Linked DNA regions of Mus musculus: region 2 is linked to region 1. The links are chromatin loops, found by intact Hi-C in ENCODE. Cell type or tissue: left cerebral cortex. All regions are shown on one strand. Links, peaks and the distances in the headings refer to the core of each region. The heading gives the core; the rest is flanking DNA. Region 1 overlaps Nrxn3 (neurexin III). Region 2 overlaps Nrxn3 (neurexin III).

Evidence for each region. Hi-C counts contacts between places; a loop is a spot of excess contacts. Peaks named below come from ENCODE experiments on the same cell type or tissue, not always from the same donor. Only the 100,000 strongest peaks of a DNase experiment are listed, where the experiment ranks them.
Region 2: it touches region 1 in a loop (3-fold over the local background); 4 of 42 quality-filtered maps call a loop at or near these places.

Annotation. Positions count from the first base shown.
Region 1 is chr12:89,326,919-89,336,116 of GRCm38, reverse strand. All of the region lies in intron 7 of Nrxn3 (neurexin III), which reads right to left. Among named protein-coding and RNA genes, the nearest start is that of Gm40537, 360 kb to the right of the region's middle. In left cerebral cortex, for the core only: a CTCF peak has its summit at 4,510 (motif pointing left); DNase peaks (open chromatin) are centred at 2,421 and 4,396; H3K27ac peaks cover 2,297 bases.
Region 2 is chr12:89,438,087-89,447,284 of GRCm38, reverse strand. All of the region lies in intron 9 of Nrxn3 (neurexin III), which reads right to left. Among named protein-coding and RNA genes, the nearest start is that of Gm40537, 470 kb to the right of the region's middle. In left cerebral cortex, for the core only: no CTCF peak of the experiment used is centred there; a DNase peak (open chromatin) is centred at 4,770; H3K27ac peaks cover 341 bases.

The sequences.
Region 1 (9,198 bases), core at 2,319-7,318:
AGTTCAGCTTCTTGAGCTCTTTGTATATAATAAAAGCAATATACAGCAAACCAGTAGCCAACATCAAAGTAAATGGAGAGAAGCTGGAAGCAATCCACTAAAATCAGGGACTAGACAAGACTGCCCACTTTCTCCATACCTGTTCAATATAGTACTTGAAGTCCTAGCCAGAGCAATTCGACAACAAAAGGAGATCAAGGGGATAAAAATTGAAAAGTAAGAAGTCAAAATATCATTATTTGCAGATGATATGATAGTATATATAAGTGACCCCAAAAATTCCACAGGAGAACTCCTAAACCTGATAAACAGCTTCAGTGCAGTAGCTGGATATAAAATTAACTCAAACAAATCAGTGGCCTTTCTCTACACAAAGGATAAACAGGATGAGAAAGAAATTAGGGAAACAACACCCTTCACAATTGTCACAATATAAAATACCTTGGTGTGACTCTAACTAAGGAAGTGAAATATCTGTATGACAAGAACTTCAAATCTCTGAAGAAAGAAATTGAAGAAGATCTCAGAAGATGAAAAGATCTCCCATGCTCATGGATTGGCAGGATTAATATAGTAAAAATGGCTATCCTCCCGAAAGCAATCTACAGAATCAATGCAATCCCCATTAAAATTCCAACTCTTCACTGAGTTAGAAAGGGCAATTTGCAAATTCATCTGGAATAACAAAAAACCTAGGATATCAAAAACTATTCTCAACAATAAAAGAACCTCTGGGAGAATCACCATGCCTGACCTCAAGCTGTACTACAGAGCAGTTGTGATTAAAAACTGCATAGTACTGGTACAGCAACAGACATGTAGATCAATGGAATAGAATTGAAGACCCAGAAATGAACCCACAAACCTATGGTCACTTGATCTTTGACAAGGGAGCTAAAAACCATCTAGTGGAAAAAAAGACGGCATTTTCAACAAATGGTGCTGGCACAACTGGCAGTTATCATGTAGAATAATTTGAATTGATCCATTCTTATCTCCTTGTACAAAGCTCAACTCTAAGTGGATCAAAGGACTCCACATAAAACCAGAGACACTGAAACTTATAGAGGAGAAAGTGGGTCAAAGCCTCGAAGATATGGGCACAGGGGAAAAATTACTAAACAGAACAGCAATGGCCTGTGCTGTAAGATCAAGAATCCACAAATGGGACCTCATAAAATTGCAAAGCTTCTGTAGGGCAAAAGATACTGTCAATAAGAAAAAAAAAAAGGCCACCAACAGATTGGGAAAGAATTTTTACCAATCCTAAATCTGATAGGGGACTAATATCCAATATATACTTTACATCTTTTTATTAAACTTTTCTTTAAAAAAAAAGTGGAACTTACAAGTACTCATCAACTAAACTTGCTCAAGAATGTGAATATCTGCTTAGGCATTTCTCTTCTGGGTTATATTATGATTTTCCATTATTTTTTAATAATTAATTTCCATATTTATTGCAGAAAGAACTTAACAATCATTAATTTATTATACTTGGGGTTATATAATTTCAGCATTAGTATTATTTTAATTATTTCTATTTCCCTAACATATATTATCTGAATGCAATAGCAAAGTCAGTAAGTATCTCAGATAAGCATACTATACAAAATGTCATTTTGACCTACAGTTCAGGGTTTTTGTTGTTGTTGTTTTTAAATTTAGTACTGAGGATTAAACTCACTTTATTAAGTATGCTAGGTAAGCATTCTACCACTGAGCTAAGTCCCCAACTAAACAGTTAGTTCTTATGCTGAAAAATAAATATTTTCCAATTGATACTTTCAGACAGTTTCTTTGTTAAAATGTTCTTCCTAGACTCTCTAACTTCTCACTCAAACAAAGTCTTAGTGTGTAGACTAAACTAGTTCCAAACTCACTATGGAGCTCACACTGGCTCGAAATGTACAGCAATCCTTTTGCCTGATCTTCTTGAGTGCTGGTATGTGTGTATGTATATTTATTTGTATGTATGTATGTATGTATGTATGTATGTATGTATGTATTTATGTATTTATTGTGTATCTTTATGGGTGGTTGCATGTGTGCCAAAGCACAGTTGAGGAAGACAAAAGAAAACTTTGTGGAACTGCTTTTCTCCTTCCACCTTTATGCATATAGCAGAAATTAGACTTCGATTGCCGAGCTTACACAGTAAGGGTCTTTACCTTCTGAGTCTTTTTTCCCTACTTTAAGGTGGAATTATCCTTCTGTATTCGAGGCCTCTTAGTTTCTCTATGATGTTATTCATCTCTCATGCTGCTTTCTTCTAGTCTTCACTGTGGTGGCTCTAGCACTTACTCTCTGACAACACTTTATTAACCAGACTTTCTTTGCCTGACTTTGTTGTGAATCATTTCAAGTTAGTTATGTGGGCATGCTGTTTTCACTCACGGCTGCCTTCAGCCTACAACCTCTGTTTTTTCTTTTGCTCAAATTCAGTGTTTAGAACGTTAGCTGTGAATCACTGTGCCACGATTCAATTTTCGTAAGGCTTTCTAGTCTATGAATATGTTAGAGAAGATGGTTTTGTGAGGCTTTTCTGTTTATTTGCGTTTGGGTAGGTGAAATCATTTGCACTACTAAGCTACTTTACTTTGTTTTATATTCTTCATTATTTTGTCATGTCCTCAGCATTTTTCTTGATTATTCTCAAGAGGCTCTGTCCAGAGTTTCTATTTTTCCTAAGACAGCTTTTGGTGACTTGTGGATTCCTCATGTCTTCTATAGCTCAGTGGATAGTATACTAAGCTTTGTGCTTGATTTTTGTTTTGCTTTGTTTTTGATGTAGTTTGAGAGATGGCAGAATGGAGGAAGCAGTAAGAGGAAGAAAGCCCCATGGGAGGAACATCAATATGAACTAGCCAGTACCCCCAGAGCTCCTTGGAACTAAACCACCGATCAAAGAAAACACATGGTGGGACTGGTGGCTCTAGCTGCATATGTAGCAGAGGATGGCCTAGTGCTTCATCAATGGGAGGAGGGGCCCTAGGTCCTGTGAAGGCTCTATGCCCCAGTATAGGGGAATGTCAGGGCCAGGAATGGGAGTGGGTGGGTTGGGGAGTAGGGGGAGAGAATAGGGGATTTTTGGAGGGGAAACTAGGAAAGGGGAAAACATTTGAAATGCAAATAAAGAAAATATCTAATTTTAAAAAAGAAAAGAAAAAAAAAGAGTTCAGTCAAAGCTTCATGTAACCTCCAGTTTCAGACAGGAATATGCTGTATGACCACCTAAGTCTATACAAGGAATACCTTAGGATTGTAAAATGCTGGTAATTTCTCTTGATTCAAAGTCCCATGCCTGCATAATTTGTTATATATTTCTCTTGTAGAGCCATTTCCACAAATCTTCAGTTAAAGATAGAACAAACAGTAGATTGATATATAAGTTTGCTTTTGTTCCTCTATACAGCCATCACAGGGACAAGCCTTAGCATGTTTATCAACCATAAAGTCTACTGTGAGCAAAGACGAACCTGTCCCAGCTTCATCCTGCTTGGCCAGTCCTTTTTTTGTTGCATCAGAATCATCTGGCAGCATCCCACTTTTCCAAATGTATGGTAATGGGTTTTGTCCTTTCCTTGCTTGGAATTAAACATGAGTTGTTTAAAATGATCCTTCATTTGAAGGAGGAATTTTCTGCCCTTCCATCTTCTCAGTCTTATTTTCTTTAATCAAATTAGTGCACAGAGACTCCCATGACTCCAGGAATAATTTTAAAAATTATAGTTGTAACCATTTCAGCCATACTGTTATAGGTGTTTTAGATATGACAAAGTTTGCTTTTAAAATTTGATTTTATTTTCAATTAAAATATAATCACATCTGCTGTGAAATTCTATTACAAATTGGAGATTTTAGAGAAAATGGGTTAAATGAACAGTTTGGAGGTTCTTGCCTATACACACACATTAGGGGATGGCTCCATTGTACCTCATATAGTCTTGAAGAACAGGCAGGCAGTGGTAAGAAAAAGAGACTAAACAATTATGTGATATTGCTACCATGTGGACAACACAGTATTGTGAGCACTATGCTGTGTTTATTCATGATGTAGACTTTCTGTTCTCATTTTTCATTTAGCATGTAAAACTACTTCTTTTCCTAGCACCAGGCTGTCTGCCATTTTCCATGCAAAACAAGATGCTCTCATGGTAACCGTGTAAGCAAAAAAAGCCACTAAACAACCAGTTACATCTTCCACCTTCTTGTTTAGTCCCTTGAAGATGTCCCTCCCCACACCTCTCCCGGTCATGGCTTCACAAACTTCCTAAGAGTATTTTTGCGTTCTTGAAAAATATTCCAACATACACAGATTACTCTCCATCAAAACTGGGCTGATCTTAAACAATGTGCAAATCTATGCAGAAATGCCTGCCAGCTTCTAAATCTGCATTTTGCAACAGCAGGAGCAGAACAAATCCCCAATTTGAACAGACCCAACAGTGGCCAACAGATCTGGGAACTCAACAAAGTGGATGTGGAACAGTGTCCTCCCTCTGGTGGACAAGGTATGTATGTTCAGCTCAGGTTTGGGAAGTCACACTGGTGAGACATTATGAGTGTCAATTCTGTATTTACACTCCTACAATAGAACACTCTGATCTAGTAATTCTGATACTAGTAAGAGACACAATCTCACAGGAAACTCCATGACCCTCTGGCTCTTACAATCTTTCCTTCCGTTCTTTTTTTTTTAAGTTTATTTTTTATTAGATATTTTCTTTATTTACATTTCAAATGTTATCCCCTTTCCTAGTTTCCCCTCCAAAAATCCCCTACCCACCCCCGTGCTCCTTAACTCACCTACACCCATTCCCAGTCCTGGCATTCCTCTATACTGGGGCATAGAACCTTCACAGGACCTACGGCCTCTCCTCCCATTGATGACCGACTAGGCCATCCTCTGCTACATATATAGCTAGAACCACAAGTTCCACCATGTGTTTTCTTTAATTGGTGGTTTAGTTCCAAGGAGCTCTGGGGGTACTGGTTAGTTCGTATTGATGTTCCTCCCATGGGGCTTCAGCTCCTTGGGTACTTCTTAAGCAATGCTCCTTGAGCCTTAAGTGTGAGAATGTTTTCTTTTGTTTTTTTGTTTTCTTTTGTTTTGTTTTGATATGTTGGGATTGAGCTCCACAACTCTGCATTGTTTGTAGTTTTCTGTAGTGATCTCCATCTGTTGCAAGAGAAGTTTCTTTGATGAGCCTTCTTTTGAGTCATTGATAAGGGATGACCAAGAAACTCTCAAATCACACAGGGATTGCTGCTGACCTTGGTTAGCTCCAGAGTGGAAGAGAAGTCACATTGCTAAAGATATCATGCATTTCAGAAACAGGACCCAGAAGAGGCTCCTGATCTGGAACTGACCTAAATGTACTCCCCAAGGACTATCTTTCATGGTACCAAAATGCAACAGAAAGCAACCAACAACCCTGCCCAACAATATGCTTTTGAGCCACATCAATGACCAACTTAGCATGATAACCCTAAGGTTCCAGCAGCATGCATGCATGCATAATTTGGTGGTAATTAGCTAAGCTTGAGAGCTGGACAACAGATGGTGGGAATTCAGCACATTCACCTTGTCATTTGTCTAGTGATGTCAGACTATGTAACCTGTGTTTCAGTGATGAAAAGGAATAATTCACAGAGCAGACAGTGGGAATGTTTACCAGCTGAGGGGATCCTGTATCAACAGGCCCAGAGAGGGCAGGGTCATGCAAGTGAACATATTGACCTCAGTGCTTGGTGCAGAGTATGGTAAACACCTTTCTACCAACTTAAGGGATATGTTAAGAAAACACAGTAGACTACAAAGGGGGATTCTCAACAGCAAGATGCTTGCTGTTATGAACAGAGTGATTGTTGGGTAGATTGTGTGAGCATTGTAGAATGGTTACCAATATCCATGGCTTCTGCTTATGAGATGCCCATAGCACCTTCTGTTGTCCCAATGACCAAAATTGTCTGCAGATGCTGCCAAGTGTGTTTTGTGGGGAAAATCACTCAAACTGAGAAGCACCGAGCTACAACAAATGGATTGCTGTGGTGAGAGGTAACATTAGAGGACATACAGAAGGTCTATTATATAAAGCCTTATAAACACAGCAGGGGTGTTTTTTATATTAATTCACATACAGGATCTTTTTAGACAGCTGGTGACATGATCTGAATTGTCTTTATTATGCTAACTCAGCTGGTGCAGGAAAGACAGATTTATGAGATGAGAGAGCAGAAGCAATGTTATTCAATTTTCTTACAGATGCTCTTGTTTTTGTTTGTAAGAGTGTTATGAAATCTCAAAACATGACCTTTATAAATGACAATCCCATGTTTCAGGAACTTCCCTGGCTGAGACAGTTCAAGAGTTCAACTTCATGCCGCAAAGTAGGCATCACCAACGTGAACCTGCAGACCAAGGTTTGGAGTGTGGCCTCTGTGAGCTTAGAAGATATAGGTAGAATCATGACTTGGTAAGTTACTTAACTGTGGAATCCTTTTGGGCCTAAGTGTTCTTACTCATAATGTATAATAATAGCACCAAGTCTGTCAAAATGCTAAAGAAAGCAGTTGGCTCTCTCTAATTTGACATTTAATGAAGGTTTAATGAAGGTTGTATTAAGATAATATCATCAAAGCATAGGTAGGGAATAATCTTCCATGATACACAGACACACAGAGGCACGCGCACACACACACACACACACACACACACATTATTCAAGAATATCTTTACTACTTCTAGGTGTGATATGAAAAGGAAAATGTTGCTTACTAGAACCTAGAGGAAACAACAAGGAGAAAGAGTGTGAAGGACGGAGAGTGAGCTTCTTATAAGAATGATGCCCCAGTCTTAAGAAGCAAACCATTCCCACCTTTCCTCAGGGAGAGAACCACCCTTCATTCCTATCCTTCCTTCTCTTTACTCAAGAGTAAATGCTTCCCTATGGTCCTACTCAAATGGAATAAAGAAAGTAAGAACAGATGTTAATAAAATTTATTCTGGGGGAACCTTCCACAGTACAAAGTTGAGTAAAGCAGGTTGAAGAGTGGAGAATGGATTCTGAGTTACAGTATGACCCTGAAATATGAATATGAAAATATCCAAACAGCATTTGGGTATTAATGGTTAACTCAATACAGTTGTATGTTAATGCATGCATGCATATATTTTAATTTTAGGTGCCTACAGAAAGACCTATTTCTTTCATATACAATACATCCATGCTGGATGTAGAATGGAGTCCTGGGGGGGGACCCCTATATGCCAAGAGGCCCCTGATGCATCCCCAGTTCTACAGGAAAGTCACATTTCCCTGACCTCTCTTTTGCATAATCCTGAAGAATGTTCAAAAATCAAATAAGAAAATATGTTGGAAGAGTTTTGCAAATTGTGAAGTGTCCTGTAAGATGAAAAGGTCAATTTTTGTGATTTCTTGTCTTCTTCCTCATTAAGAAGTCTGTTTTGATTAAATGGAGAAATCAGGTGGATATTCTGCCTTCTTCTGTGGTCAAATCCTTTATACAATGGTTCTACTTTCACAATAATGACAGAGGGTGAACTCTCTAACCCTAGAGTTACATCATTTACTCTTATCTTTGATGGTAAATATGATTTATATCAGCTATGAGCATAGTATATTCAATGGACCAATCTCATGTAATTTTATCAGGAAAACAATACAGCACAAAAGTCCTCCAATTGCTTCCTCTAAATTGCGTTGAATTTTGGAGTTGGGAGGAAACTTAAAATTTACCTGCATTCAGGCTGGGGAGATAGCTCAGTTAGTCATGTGCTGGTCATGCCAGCATGAGGGCCAAAGCCCAAACATCAGCATCCATGATGCATCCATCCATCTCTTATATATGAGAGAGAGAGAGAGAGAAAGAGAGAGAGAGAGAGATTGCCTATGCATACAAGCATAACCAAGGCATGGTAACATGCCCGTGTAATCCTAACACCGAGGAAGCAGGGATAGGTGCATCCTGGGGCTCACTATCCAGCCAGTCTGGCCTATTTGTTAAATTCCAAGCCAATGAGAAGTTCTGGTCAAAAAGCAAGGTTAGGGACTAGATAGTTCAGGGTTTGAGGCTTCATGTTGTTCCTGCAAAAGACCTGAGTTTGGTTTCCAATAGCCAAGTCTGGTTGTGGCTCACAGCTACCTAGGATGCTAACTCCAGAGTATCAAGCTCCTATAGACATACACATGTAAACAAGAATGAAATAAATCTTAATAACAAGCTGCAAAGCATCTGAGCAATGTCATTCAAGATTGTTCTCCAGCCTCTACACAAAACTACACATACACACACACACACACACACACACACACACACTTGGGCACATGTGCATCTACACATACACTCATTTTCACACATGTGGATCTACACTTGAATACACACACACACATACACACTCATGCACTCACACACACTACCTGTATTCAAATCTTTTATTTCACCTCTGAGGAAGTCTATGGTAAACCGCAATATTGTGAATTTTTTCTTTTCACAATGGAGGTATTGTACACTTGGCTTCTCCCATTTTCTATTACCTTTACAATGACGGTAGAGATCATACTCAACAGCCTTGGAGATGCAACTTCCAAAATGATATTATTTAAGATTTGCATAAAATCAATTATATTCCACAACAGATGGATTCAGTGGGTCTACACAAAATACACCTAAAGATTGGGTCATACACACATACTTACTATGCTATACACATATGCTATTTTCAATCTCTAACAGTTAGCTATAAAATAGAAACACAAAAGTTTTTTGACCAGACCAGACATCATAGACAACCCACACAGCACACAAAATACATTATCTACCATTTAGTGAATGTAGCTGGAAGCAAAACAGAATTACTGTGGGGAACCTTCACAACTCTCTATTTATGAACAGCAGAATTGAGAGTCACCAGGTTAATAAACTGTCCCTCAAATGGAAAGCTTTGCAACGCAGAATGTTGTTAGAATGAATATTACTTTCTACGTTACATTGCGGGGACTTGATACATCGGCCCCCTTGGCCAACACTCAACATAATATTCCTGTCTTCGCAAACCATCACCTACAGCATTAATCTTCAATTAATCGAGTAAATTTGGTATGTCACTGTTTGAACTTGTTTACCCAGTACATAGTTCTAAAGTTCCAAACTCTGCTTTAGAGGCTCTGGATC
Region 2 (9,198 bases), core at 2,403-7,402, 110 kb before region 1:
AAGATGTCTGTATCTATGACCAGTTGTATCTGGCCACTTGTCTGTATCCATGTCTCTGTGTGTGTGTATGTGTGTCTGTCTGTCTGTGTATGTATGTGCATATGTGTGTGTGTATGTGTCTATGTCGCTGTGTGTTCATGTGTATGTCTATCTGTGTGCACAAAATTCTCCTTTGTTTTCAGTTTCCCATCCCCCTACTCTCTCTTTGCTCTATTTCTCTCCTCCTAGTTTCCCAAACATCACTGAGAGAGTATGCTACAAAGGGGTCATTGTCTCCTATACTTGTGTTTTCCACTCTGGGCTGTCTGGACAGAGGTAAAGCTCTATTGCTTTCCTCTGGCTCAAAGATAAGACATCATGGACACTGCAAGGACAAAGCTGAACCACTGAAAGTTGAGAACTCTAGGATTCCCATGGAAAGAAGCATTCAGGAGCACAGGAGCCTGAGAGAGAGCATCATGAACCTAATCTCATAGTAAAATTACTTCCATACTCTGGTATGATAACAGGCAACATTTCTCTGTTTGATAGCTGAGGAGATCTATATTACATCAAAATAGTCCACCAAAATTCTCTGATGAATGGACAGAGCACCTAAGTTTCTCATGTAATTATCAACCAATATGATTATTTCTTGGAGGGGTAATGTGATTACTAAAATTGGAGGGCAAAGTGAATATTTTGTTAGGAAGATACTAAAAATATAATATGAAAAGAACAAAGATCTAAATCTGTAAAATATCCATACTTTTATTTTTCTCTCTTAGCACACACACACACACACACACACACACACTCTCTCTCTCTCTCTCTCTCTCTCTCTCTCTCTCTCTCTCTCTCTCTCCATGGCACAGGGAAAAAGAACTCATCTCTGTTTTTCATAGCATGCTAGAAGCCATTTGTGCATGTCTGCTTCATGCAAACACTTCCTGTACCCTTCCTTCTCTTGCTCCTTGAGAATAATATGGGAGAAACTACTGCCAAGTAGTTGTCATTGATGGAGTTACGGGTTCTGTGGGTTTAATCAGACATTTCAAATCAAGGGCATTGTACAAAATAAAGACTAGAGCTTTCAGTGTGCATGCATGCACACACACACACACACACACACACACACACACACACACACACATACACAAACGCATATACTCATGTATACATATATCAAAACTATATCATCTCAATCGAAAGTTTTCAGTATTGATTGGGAGACATCTAATAGTTTAGAAGCCTTCTAGAAATTGAACTTCAGTCTATTTAAATATGGCACCTGCTTTTTATTCCACCATGCTGGCTCTGTTAAGAAATTACACATTTATTATGAGTATCACTATCAGGTTTATTAAAAAGAAGACAGGAAAAGGAGGGAAGTGTGGTGAGAAGGGATAAGAAACAGTTGGGTCTTATTTTCTACATTCTTCCACCTTAAGGATGACTATGATTGCTAAACCTGGGTCATAATGCTAAAGAAAGAAAGGTTTACTATGTTAGACAGTGATAACTGACATAGTTATATGATATGGAGTTTGATGCAAATATATAGATTGCAAGTTCATGGACATCTTGGATTATATAGTTAAGATCCTGCACAGATAGAACTTACACATACATACATATATACATGCATGCATAACACACACATAAACATACATACAAAACAAATGCCAAGATTTTCAAGTGAGTTAACTGTGAAGAAAATAATTAATCACCAAGTGTAAACCAAAGAGCTACATGCCATTCATTGAAAGCCAAGGACCTTTTTGATGAAGAAATAAAATTAAGTACTTTCTATATTTGAAATAACCCTTGACTAATTAAATCACCTACTGTGCATCCCACTTCAACCAGTGAATCGTTAACAAATACACAAAAGGAAGCCCCTATGCATTGTGTGTGATGACTATGAAATGCTTGACCCTGGGTGAAGCAGGAACAATTAGGTTGGGGAGTGCCTTGGTTGTGTGACAAATGTGACCAAAGTTCACAAGGAGTTTGCCATTCCCTGTCACTGGGTATTTTAGCTAACATTTCTCCAAAGTAACCTTTCTCAGGGGATGACTGTTAATGTCCCATGAATTAGTTCTCATGGTCACCTTTCTTCCATAAATACCAGAAGGGTCCAAACAGGACATTGCTCTGGAATTAGACACAGATATTTTATCAAAATACAAGCTATATTTACCACTGTTACCATGGTACCTTAAAAGAAATGCATGCACACATGCGTATTCACATATTTGAGGCTTGTGAGGGATAATTTTCTAGAAACATCTATGTTTCTAGTGATTGCTCATTATTATTCTGAGGGATGCCTCCAGCATAAAAAAAATGTTGTAATTTGTGAAAATGGATCCAAAGGTTAACAAACTCAAGGACCATGTGGCAAACATTTCCAACATATGAGCCTTATACTTTCTTTTGCAGTTATGCATTTTAGCTATTGGAATGTAAACAAAGCCATAGGCATTCTCTCTCTCTCTCTCTCTCTCTCTCTCTCTCTCTCTCTCTCTCTCTCTCTCTCTGTGTGTGTGTGTGTGTGTGTGTGTGTGTGTGTGTGCAAATAGGTATAACTGTGTTTAAATAAAACTTTATTTATAAAGTCAGATGGAGTAATGGATTTGACCACAAGACATAGGTTGACCTTTGTCCAAGATCATAAACAGTATGCTGGTTCATTTTATGCCAACACCAACTTGACACAAGCTGGAATCATTTGTGAAGAAGGATTTCCAGATGAGAAAATGCTTTTATAAGATTGGCCGACAGGCAGGTCAGTGGGACATTTTCTTGAGAACATTGATGTGGGGCACCTAGCTCAGTCTGAGTATCACCCCTGGGCACAGGGGTCTGGATGGTATAACAAAGCAGACTGAGCAAGCCAAGGGCAGCAAGCCAGTAAGCAGCATCCTCCTGTTTAGTTCCTGGCTTAAACTTCCAGTTTTTAGTTAGCACCTCAGTGATGTAGTAAAAACTATAAGATGAAATAAAACCTTTCCTCCCCAAATTGCTTTTGGTCATGGTGTTTCATCACAGCAATAGAAACCCTAAGACAAACAGTTATCCACTAGTTAAAGTCTATGTCACCAAGCCATCCAAGCTGTGCCTAGCCACTTCTCATGGTCTTAGTCTTTTATTCTTCAGAGAGTGTGTGTTTTTTCTTTCAATCAATATCCACTCAATTTGTCCTATTTCTTCTGGATGACTTCTGTATTTTTTAACATCTGTAACTGAGGTCTTCTCTTTCCTATAATATTATACACTTCACATTTTGAACCTCTGAAAAAGCTCTTATTACATATACACAAACTCACATGTGAGTGTGCATGTGGACACACACACACAAAGAAAAAGAGAGAGACAGACAGAGACAGAGAGACAGACAAAAGAAACAGAGACAGGAGACACACACACACACACACACACACACACACAGAGAGAGAGAGAGAGAGAGAGAGAGAGAGAGAGAGAGAGAGAGACTGTCTATTTTCACTCAATATTCAATCATCCTCTGGTAGTAACTATTCATATATTCACCTTTATTAACTTCACAACACCTTCTATAAATTCTTGGGCAGAGATGTTGAACTGAATATCAGAAAAATATGAATCACTGAAATTATAAAATGCTCTTATATTTAAGAAACATATTTAGTGTACTCATTACTATTACTTTTGCCGTTATTATTGATATGATATCACTGAGTCAAAGAAACTAGCTTATTGTGCAAAAATAAAAAGAGTTTTATAATTAAGAGTGGATATCAAGTGCACTGTTAGAAGCTTGGATAGGACTTGGGATATGGTTCAACTAGCAGAGTATTTGACTGTCAGAGCAAAGCCCTGAGCTCCACCCTCAGTACCACATAAACAGCATAAAAGCTCATGACTGTAGTCATAGCACCAAGGAGGTGGAGACAGAAGGGTCACAATTCCAAGATCATTCTCCAGTGTACAGGATACTCAAGGCTAGCCTAAGCACATGAGATTCTGTCTCAAATTGATTTTAAATGAATATTTGATAAAATTTCATATCCATTACAAATGGATTATTAGACAATCAGCTACTCTCTAAAAGGTTCCTCAAAGTGTAGAAAAGAAATCTAGCATAGCAATTATTTAAATAAACTGAAAGTCCTTGACAAAACGAACTTACACTTTCCAAAAATTTGAAATTGAGATTAAAAAAAAATTGTAGTGAAGATTCTGGGATATTAGAAGAGATGCACACAAGAAGATTAATGTCTTTAAAATCTCTACAATTCCAACAGGCTGTGAAGGGGACAGATATGCTTGTTTAGTTGGGGTTCATGAACTAATGGCCAGTCTCTGGTCTTCATGACTCAATCCTTGTACCACTAAACATTATGAATCACATCAACTTGATGGGTGGGTTTTCACCTTTCTTACTCAATAAAGGACCCAGCCTGGACTCCCCAGTACCACCAGGACAGATATTCAAGGAGATTAGTCAACACAGAGAGAATAGACTGAACTGTGGCTTGACTAATGATTGATACAATAAAAGAAAGGGAAGGATTTTTTTTTAAAGCAACAAACCAATCATCCACCTGCTCTCGCAAAGCAGAGGATTAATTATCCCAACAAAAGAAAGCAAGCTGAGAACTGCTAGGAGAAAGGCTGGGAATGAATGAGCTCATCTAGGGTACAGAGGGACTGAAATACACTGACCCAGGAAAAGGGAAAGATGACGCAAGTGAGGAGGGAAGAAAAGGAAGGTGGGTGGCCAGCCAGGTGCCCACAATGCTGGACAAAAAGAAGCAATCAGGGCTATGGACAGATTTATTTCCCTTCCAACAAACACTTATGATGCCCAACTGGTTGAGATGCTGGAATTAGCATTGGTAGAGGCCACCTGCCCCACTTCAGAGCAGAGTCATCCTGATTGCCAGGAACAAAGCAGCACCAGAGACATTTTTCTTTGTTTTTATGTGGCTTACTGAAGCCCAGCTGAATTCAAAAACAGCTGTGTGGCTCCAAATTAGCAAACAACATGTACACACAAACACAGAAAGGAGGGGGGGAGGGAAAAGGGAAGAAGGGAGAAAAAGGCATGGAGGAGGAGGGAGGGAAGGGAAGAAAAGAGGAAGAGACACAATGAGTACTGTTGGGTTGCTGATATTATTTTCATGCTGCATAAGAAAGACTAGTGACATGATGGCTTTGCCCACCACATAAAAATAACTTGTAGAACTGAATTGTGTTCTTGAAAATGGGATAAAAACACATTCATTGGACACATGGGCTAGAAAGATGGTTCCATGAGTAAGAATACATTCTGCACAAAAATGAGGATGCGAGTTTAAATCCTCACCACCCATGTGAGAAGCCAGGCATACCTGCTTACAATCACAGTGCTACCAGGGGAGGAGACAAGAGAAGATCTGGGACTTGATAGCTACCATCATAGGTCCGGGTTCAGTGAGAGATCCTTTCTCAATAGCAGAAGGCAGAGAGTGATTTAGCATTCAATGTGCTCTTCTGGTATAATAGTACAAAACCTACACACACACACACACACACACACACACACACACACACACATACAAATTCACACATACCACACACATACTCATACATACACACACAAAAGAAACACATTCACTGAATAAATAAAATAACAATTGTAAGATTGCTTTGATTGAGTGTCTCCTGTGGTCACAAAACATTTATGCTCCTCATTCTACTTTCAGAGAACTAAGTTCCACAGCCTGTCATGTAAGGTCTTCTACTACCTGACCTCTATCTAGCCTTACAGCCAAATCCTGCCCTGAAAACCAGGCAAACGAAGTTTGGCTTCTCTTGTCTCTTCGCCTTACTTTTCTCTTTCCAATCATTCTGCTCACTAAAAATCTACCTGATATCCATGACTACTAGAAATGATGCTTCCTTCTTTGTAGCTTGTCAACTATGAGACCATCTTTTGCATTTACATTTTTGTATAGCCCAGTGAGTCCAACAGCATTAACATGCTTGCTCCAGAATCCCCTTAAGAGACTACCGAGACAAGCCAACTGAGTGTGTAGTTGATGCCTAGAGTGGCTACCTAGAATGTATAAAGCCTGAGTTTAATTCTTGGCATTGAACAAACAAACAAGAAGACCTCAGGGATCAGTGAGGCTCTTTCCATGGCATTTCTGATATAGCTGAACTATGTATGACCCTGCCGATGAAGCTGAATTTATAATGCTGTACAAGTGATGCCAGTAACCCATGGGACAGATGCCATCCTTGATGGAACACTACCAAAATATTGTGGACCACTCACAACTGAAACAGAAATGTCTCATCTCTTCTTGTAAAGCTCCTTGAGAGCTGGAAATAATTTTATCTTTGAATTTCTACAACTCCATATTTATATTCATCATAATTCAACAAATATTTGTTAAACTTGATATATGTAAGCATATATTGCATCATGTATGTTTGTGTGTATATATTCAATTAACAAATATTTATCACAGATACACTTGAAATACACACAGATATGCTAACAATATTTAAAGTGCAAGCAGGTTTCTTAATCATTTCATACTTGGCAGGCTAGAGAAAAATATGAATATGTTATGATCCATTTTGCAAATGTGTTCTGCAGGAGAACACTATTAAAATTCAGTAGGAGGAATCTCTCTTTGAAGAGGGTCCATCTGTGTTCATTTATGGTGAGTATAGGAAACTCTCATCCTGCCTTAATATTCAGTTAACTCAAGCTATATATCGCCTTTGCTCCAACAAGAGGAAGCATGGGAATTTCATTTCCTGTTCTGTGGCTTTACAGTCAGCGTCCCAACATCACTGTAGATATTATTTGTGCTTTAGGCACTCAGACTTTAACACAGCATTCCTTCCCATCTCATATGAGAACAGAGATGTTAGGAGCATCCTTCAGGGGTTCAAATCTCAACTCTGACACATCTACAGAACTGTCTGGAACCCTAACATCTCGAAGCCTCAGGTAAAAAAATATGAATGAAAATTACTAGCCTCCTGATATTATGAAGACTGGGAGTTTAGCTGGCACACAGTCTAAGATACCATTGTCAGGGTTAATCAGCATTAGTCAGACAGGGGTATCCTCCCAGGAAACTGCTACTGGTCTGTCTAATCTGAAGCCAGGACTCTCATTTTACTCATTTGTCATCTTAAATTGCCATCAACTAAGCTAGACAAAACTAAGGGATTTAAGTGCTGGAAAATGACCGGTGCCACTCACTGACATTGGCACTTCATGCTATTTTGGGAACTGGAGGGGATAAGGACAGCATTGTATCAGTGTCTACAATGCTGTGATTATAGATTGTCACCATGCACATTCCACAGATAATTCCAAAACCTACACCTACTTTATATGAAAATACTCCCTCCTAGGAAACCACTAGGAAACCAAATTTATAGGTGTCTAGAGGCAATTTTGTCATCAACCTGCAAAACTAGATTTCACTGCTCTGAATTTCTTGGTTTTCTCAAGTTAATGCTATCATTGGGATCAATCAAGCACACTCTTCCCTTCTACCAGGTGTTAATATGTTAAACTTGTGTTCGTACTTAGTTTGTGTCAACTTGCTCAGCATTGACAGTCTAATAAAGGAAGCAGAGGCTATGCAAGTGCAGTCCTTATTTCTATTTGAGATTTTAGTTATGTTGTAGTGCATAGTAGACTGAGAGGGGGGATATACTGTTCTTATTTTGATAACATTGCTGTATGAGAAGTTGGCAAAAAATGTTCAAATTTTCAATTAAAAATTAAACACAAAGGATATTGGAGAGAACGTTTTTGCAGGGATATCTTATACCTAGATTATTTGATCCTCTGTTATAGCTGCCCTAATTCAGTTCCCACCTTTGCCTTCACAAGAGTTTCTCCATTGGTCTTTGTCTTCACTTCTTTTGTTTCTTATAGAGTCACTTTCACTATGCTTAGGGATCAACTGGATGTCTGGGATTGCAATGCAAACATAAAGGCAGTTATCCAAAGAAGGTCTCATTCAAGACCTAATGATCACATATCTCATGGACAATGAATAGATATGTCTACATCATATAGGTCAATATGATGCATTTTCAGCCCCCTATAGTTGTCATATAAGGAGAATATTTAACTTACATCTGTCTAGTTAAGTCCTGGATGCCAGTGATGCTCTATACCAGCTCTTCATAACTTGTGAGGCACAACGCCTTTGGCAAACCTCTATCTCCAAAACGTGTTTAGATGGCCATCCATAAGAGTAGCAAGCTTAGAGTTATGAAGTAGCAATGAGAATAATTTTATAGTTGGGTCATCAGAACAGAAGGAACTGTATGAAAGGGTCATGAACAACATTAGGAAGGTTGAGAACTCTGCCTCTGGATGATGGTTCTACCAGGTATGCGGTGTACAAGCTCATAAGGAATATTCAAAATTTGTGCCACATGAGTGAATGTAAATACTACTCAAAACATCACGCATGAAACAAGGGAGTATATACTCCGAAATCACAGGGGGAGTGGGGAACACATTGTCAGAGGCGCATCAAGCAAAGCACCCAAGAGCAGAGAAAATAAGGTCACAATCTCAAACTACAGGGAAATGGGGGATATTTCTCTGAATGCAAAGTGTCCGCATAAGTTCCATGGCTGTCTATAGACAGAGACTCCAGAAAACACATGGATAGGAAAACTGCTAAGGACTTACAAACATTAATCATTTTATCATTTATCTTTTAAACAAGGCCATTTTTGGCCTTATTAAATATCATAATAGGATCTTGGTTACTTGAAACCTGGACACTAATAATGAAAATTTCACTGCATATTGATGATATAGATAAGAAAAGTCCAATGGGTTTATATTCCACAGTTTTCAATTTGTTTCTGCTGGTATGATTTCATCTGATATAATCGTTGAAACATCCTCTTTCCTTATTTTAAAAATTTGTGAGATTATAATTATATTTCTCCTTTCCATTTCCTCCCCCAAGTCCTCTCATACACCCCTTTCCACTTAACTTTAAATTCATGACTTAATTTTTTAATTGTCAGTGTGTGTATGTGTGTGTGTGTGTATACATATATACTCCTAAATATAACCTTCTCTGTTCATATATTTCTTGTATGTACATTTTCAGGATCAACCATTTGGGACTAATCAAATGTGCGTTTTTCTGTGAGAAAGAATACCTCTCCTGCTTCCAACTTTCCTCA